2 separate regions of the Mus musculus genome follow, and region 1 is linked to region 2. Evidence: chromatin contacts called from ENCODE Hi-C or POLR2A ChIA-PET data. All regions are on one chromosome and are shown on one strand. The core of a region is the stretch at or near the end of the contact, and the rest is flanking DNA. Distances in the headings are between cores, read along the strand shown. Region 1 holds the start of Mlkl (mixed lineage kinase domain-like). Region 2 holds the start of Rfwd3 (ring finger and WD repeat domain 3).

Region 1 (2,700 bases), core at 189-2,688, 38 kb after region 2:
CAGCGGTTAAGAGCACTGATTGCCCTTCTGGAGGGCCCGAGTTCAATTCCCAGAAACCACACGGTGGCTCACATCCATCTGTAATGGGATCTGATGCCCTCTTCTGGTGTGTCTGAGGATAGCAACAGTGTACTCACATAAAACAAATTAAATAAATCTAAATCTTACCAAAAAAAAAAAAAAAAAAGTGAAAAAGCAGCCAAACTGAAATCAAGCATGTGAGTAATTAGTTTTCCTTGTCCCCAGGATTCCTGGGCAGGAGGCACAGGCATTAATGTCAGAGTACTCTTTAATGGCTGAGCCATCTCTCTAGCCTGTCAGGACGCTCTTAGAGAAAAATCAATGGATCTCGGGGCCCAGCCATTCCCAGATGGTGAGCCCAAGTCGTCAAGGCTCTTTCTTGGATGTCTGAGAGCAAAGGAGAAAAATCTGGAAGCACTACTAAATATATTAATTACTCATATCCTCCCCCCCCCCCCCAGCCTGGACTATACAGTGAGTTCCAGGCCAGCCAGAGCTACACAGTGAGATCCTGTTTCGATAAACAAATAAATAAATAGTCTAAAAAAAATCAGATGCCCTTTAAAAAAAAAACTTTACGTTAGATTATTCGTGAAATGGGCCCCAGAAAAGGAAGAGGGCGTTCATAGTTAAGAACTGGAATCCCGCTGAGTAATGGTGGAGCATACATGCCCTTAGTCTCAGCACTTGGCAATCAAGAGGCAGGCAGATCTCTGAGATCATGTCCGGCCTGGTCTACGGAACAAGTTCCAAGTTCCAGTGCAGCCTGAGCCACCCAGAGAAACCCTGTCCTGAGTCCCCGCTTCCCCCACCCCTACCCCAAACCCCCGTAATCGTCTGTGCTGGAAATTAATTGTCCTACTGACTACCCATCTACTCTACGACTTGGGCACCTCGGGGCGGGTCCCCAGTCCCCACCTTTTGCCTTTCCTCGAATGCCATTCCTCGATCTCCATCCTCCTTGGGCAAAAAAAGGTCAGCAGAGATCTCAGCAGAATAACAGCCCAATTTAGTTAGGGAATCGAAACCAACTCACCCTAAGTTCCAGGAAGTCCAATCTGTGATTCTGGGATTCTCCTGCTTCCTCCTGCCGCGCTACAGCTCACTGGATTCTACGTGATCTCCGAGGGGCGCTCGTCCGGTCTATCCTGCGCTCAGTTCCTGTAGGATCATCAGTCTCCCGCCGCTCCCGGACCGCGGTCTTCTGCCTCGTTGACAATGCACGCCAGGTCGGAGCAGGTCCCCGGTGTCCTGAGTCCCCTCCCTTGGTGCAACCTTAAAGCTCTCGCCTCTCGGAGGAACTCCGCACCAGCCGCGGTTCCCGCCTAAAGTCAAATTTGGGCCAACGCAGCAATGCTCCAGCAGAGTCCTCAAAACCAACCTGTCCGACAGCTATTTCTGTCCAGAGTTCTGCTCCGGAAGCCGCGGCCAGTTTGACACGCCTTCCCCCGGCTTTCTACTCCTACTGGAGATATGCCAGCTTCCCACACCCGCTCTCTGGACAGCTCCCAGTTGAAGCCCCTAGTTGGCTGATTCTTTCCCCAAATCCATTAAATAGTTACTCTTCCCAGGTTCTCTGTTTGAGGTCTTGAATTTGGGGGTTGAGAAAATAAGGTTGCAGAGAGCCCTGATAGCCAGTGTAAGGGATAGCCTGGAACTTCAGCATAATTAAAAAAAAAAAAAAAGAAAGAAAAAGAAAAAGAAAACGAAAGTGAGGCGGATGTCCTGAGTCATTTTCCTCTCTCGAGGCAAAAGGCCTTGTCCTCTGACTTCAACGTGTGCACTGGCCCTGGCACGCAAACGCATGCATACCACACCGGTAAATACATAAAAATGGAGGTAACCCGTAGAAGTGCTGAGGCGGTTCCTTTAGCTGCTTTGTGTTGAATAATCCTGGGGCAGGGGATGGAGAGTAATGGAGGAAGTTTAAGGGAGTGTGAAGTTACCCAAGTAGGGGTCAGTTCCTTTTTTTCCCCTTCTAAGGTCATCTCCAAACTTTGTTATTTTTCAAGATGAGTTTATTATTTGTCAGTTATACCCCCAGTTAGCTAGTATAAGAAATAACCTTTCATTAGCTAGTTGGTGGTGGCACAGACCTTGAGTCCCAGCACTCAGGATCTCTGTGAGTTCGAGGCCAACCTAGTTTACAAATCCAGTTCCAAGAGCGCTAAAGCTCTACACACACACACACACACACACACACACACACACACACTCAGATATATGTTGAGATATATATCTCAAAAATAAAACTAAAACAAAATTTAAAAAGAGGAAGGAAAGAAAGAAGAAAATGCCGTTGGCTGACTCATGCTATATAGCTGGGAAAGAATAGAAATAAATTGTATGGGGAGACATTTTACTTTGAGGCAACATAGTTCAGGGATGTCTGGGGGGCTTAGTTTACCTGTTTTCTCACTTCTTTTCTTTATTAAAGATTTATTTATTTTATATTATGTGAGTACACTGTCATTGTCTTCAGACATACCAGAAGAGGGCATCAGAACCCATTACAGATGGTTGTGAGCCACCATGTGGTTGCTGGGACTTGAACTCATAACCTGTGGAAGAGCAGTCAGTGCTCTTAACCACTGAGCCATTGCACCTGCTCCATTTTCTCTCTCTCTCTTTTTTTTTTTTTTTTGCCCTTTCTCCCCACAGACATTCCCCACAAGATCT
Region 2 (2,700 bases), core at 157-2,656:
TGGCATGTCTAGAGAGCAACCAGTTCTGATTTCAACTAGAAGGTAACAGCAGTGAAGTTCACACAGCATCCATTGACTGTCACTGCTGGTGCTAAATAATACTGATCGTGTCTTCCACTTCTCAAAAACACAAGGAAAAAAAGTCCAAAATGATAAACCAAAAGCTACAATCAAGAATATACCAGGAGCTGTTCACTACTAAAACTCTAGCAGACTTCTAGAAAAGAATCTTATCAATTTTAAATTTTTATGCAAAAAAGGTGATAGGCTTTAAAAATTAAGCTCTTCACTACTCAAAAATATGTGAACTGATGCTTTTAATATGGCTCTAAAGTTTAACGACATCCTCACAAGAATTATCTTTTAAAAATAGCTCCCCCCCCCCATACTCCTTGCATATTTCCTCAAAACTGTAATTCCATCATTAGAGAGAGAGAGGAGGATTGCCTCAAGTTTGAGAGCAGTCCGGATTCCAGAGGGGGACTGTCACAAATAAGCATGCCTAAGTTAGGTCTAGATGCACTTAACTGTCCTCTCTGAACAGTGCTTCTTACAGGCTGCTATTTAAAGTTTACAATTTAGTTCCTCAATCACACACACACACACACACACACACACATCCAAAAACAAAACACGTTCCCCAAATCCTGGGCTCGTGCTCGTATGAGCCCCTTCTTTAAGTGACACAAACGCTAGTCCGATGGCCCCGAAAAGTCAGCGGCCCTCAGACCGTGAACTCCACCTCTGCCCCCCACCCTTGCTAAGCTTTGGTTTCGATAAACACAGAAGGCGGGAGCGACGGCTGCCCCAATAAACAGGTCGCCGGGAGCCCGCGGGGATTCAGTCAGACCCGGGTTCGTATCCAGGCTCGCCCTGTTAGTAGCTGCGGAACCAAAGTTAAGTTTCCTAACCTGTCTGCCCACGCCCGCCTCCCCGCAGGAAGAGGAGAATGAAAATATCCTTCGGTCGCAGTTCCGCTGCGGTGATAAAAGTTAAAACAGCGAGCGACAAGGGTCAAAGAGTCAGTCACCGGGGCTCGACCCGCGCGGGAAGCACCCGGAGAACGACTCCGTGGAGGGTCCGCAATCGGTGCGAGCCGAGCCCCGTCTCAGCTCCTCCCGAGCTCTCCCCCACCCCCCATTCCTCAGGAAAGGAGGAGGAAGAAGGTCGAGGTCCTCAGGCCGGACCGAAGGAGACCGCCGAGCTCCCAGCGCGCCCTCCGCCCACCTCGCTGGGCCCCGTGAGCAGCCGCAGAGCAAGGGACCACCACCCGCATCCAGAGGCCCCCAGGGCGGAGAAGAAGCAGGGAGCAGCCTCACCTGAGGGGACCAAGTCGGACGCCTGGCCGACCGCGACTTCGGCCATCGTTACCGCGCATCCCCTACTGCGCACCCGCTCCGCCCGCGCCCAGCAGCTCTTCTGGACCCTGAGGCGCCCCCGCTGGAGCCGCGGCTCGGCGAGCTCCTATTGGCCAGCCACTGCGGACGGCGACCAATCTCTTCTCTTCTTCTTCCGTCGGTCGCCGCCAGCTGAAATAGTGGCGCCCTCATTGGTCAGCCTTTGATACATTTCTGGGCGAGAACCTCCGGCCAAGGCGCCTCCTGCAATTGGTAGTCGTGCGGAGTCCGCCATCTCGCGCCCCTTCCTTTGAACTGTTCGGCGGGAAGAAGCCCTGAGGAAGAGAGTTGGTTTTTTTTTTTTTTTTTTTCCCCTTCCTCTTCTACTGAGAGTGAAAAATGTTAAAAGTGGCCGGGCGGTGATGGCTCACGCCTTTAATCTCAGGGAGGCAGAGGCCAGCCTGGTCTACAAAGTGAGTTCCAGGACAGCCAGGGCTATACAGAGAAACCCTGTCTCGAAAAACCAAAAAAAGAAAAGAAAATAAAGAAAGAAAGAAAATGTTAAAAGTGACTTCCCGGGGGCTGGGGAGATGGCTCAGTGGTTAAGAGCACTGACTGCTCTTTCAGAGGTTCTGAGTTCAAGTCCCAGCAACCACATGGTGGCTCACAACCACCTGTAATGGGATCAGATGCCCTCTTCTGGTGTGTCTGAAGACAGCAACAGTGTACTCATATACATAAAATAAATAAATAATTCTTTAAAAGTGACTTCCCCTGCTTCTTCCTAAGGTTTTATTAAAGAGTTTATCGATGATTTTAAAAGTTTGTCCCCAGAGTTCCAGAGCCTGTAGAGTCTCTCATTGGGTTGAGCAACTTGTCCGCAATGGTCGGAAAAAAAAATTTTTTTTTTAAATCTTGCACAATGTCTTCAACTTGAAAACTACTATGATAAATGGCTTGGAAATATAAATTGTCACGTAAGATTTTCCAAACATGTTTCTGAAGAAGGAAATCTTACTTAAAGGTCTTTAAACAAACAAACAAACAAACAAACAACCCAAAAGCCCTCTTCACAGTGCTGAGGGGATGGCTCAGTGGTTAACATCACTGTAATGCTCTTCCAAAAGTCCTGAGTTCAATTCCCAGGAACATGGTGGTTCACAAACATCAGTGGGATCTGGTGCCCTCTACTGGTGTGTCTGAGGACAGCAACCGTGTACTCATATACAGAAAATAAGTAAGTGCTGGGAACGGAGCCTGGGGACTAGCAGCCAGTTTTCTACCTGTGAGCCACTTCTTCAGTTCCCCGTGTACCGACAGTTATCCTTTCCCTTTTCTTGCTATCAGAACAAGCTGCTGCTGG

The links. A loop is a pair of places that touch in the nucleus more often than their neighbours do. ChIA-PET counts read pairs that join two places held with the same protein, here RNA polymerase II (POLR2A).
Region 1: a loop to region 2 is called in a map of heart, with 2.2 times the contacts of the local background. The contact joins the promoter of Mlkl here to the promoter of Rfwd3 in region 2. A Hi-C loop is called at or near these places in 1 of 37 maps with a recorded cell type or tissue (heart). POLR2A ChIA-PET finds 5 or more read pairs at or near these places in 1 of 5 experiments (Patski).

What each region holds. Positions count from the first base shown.
Region 1 is chr8:111,336,767-111,339,466 of GRCm38, forward strand. It overlaps Mlkl (mixed lineage kinase domain-like), which reads right to left and starts at 1,439. Exons shown (of 11, transcript NM_029005.3): 1 at 1,058-1,439.
Region 2 is chr8:111,298,816-111,301,515 of GRCm38, forward strand. Rfwd3 (ring finger and WD repeat domain 3) reads right to left here and starts at 1,407. Exons shown (of 13, transcript NM_146218.4): 1 at 1,320-1,407. The coding sequence starts at 1,365.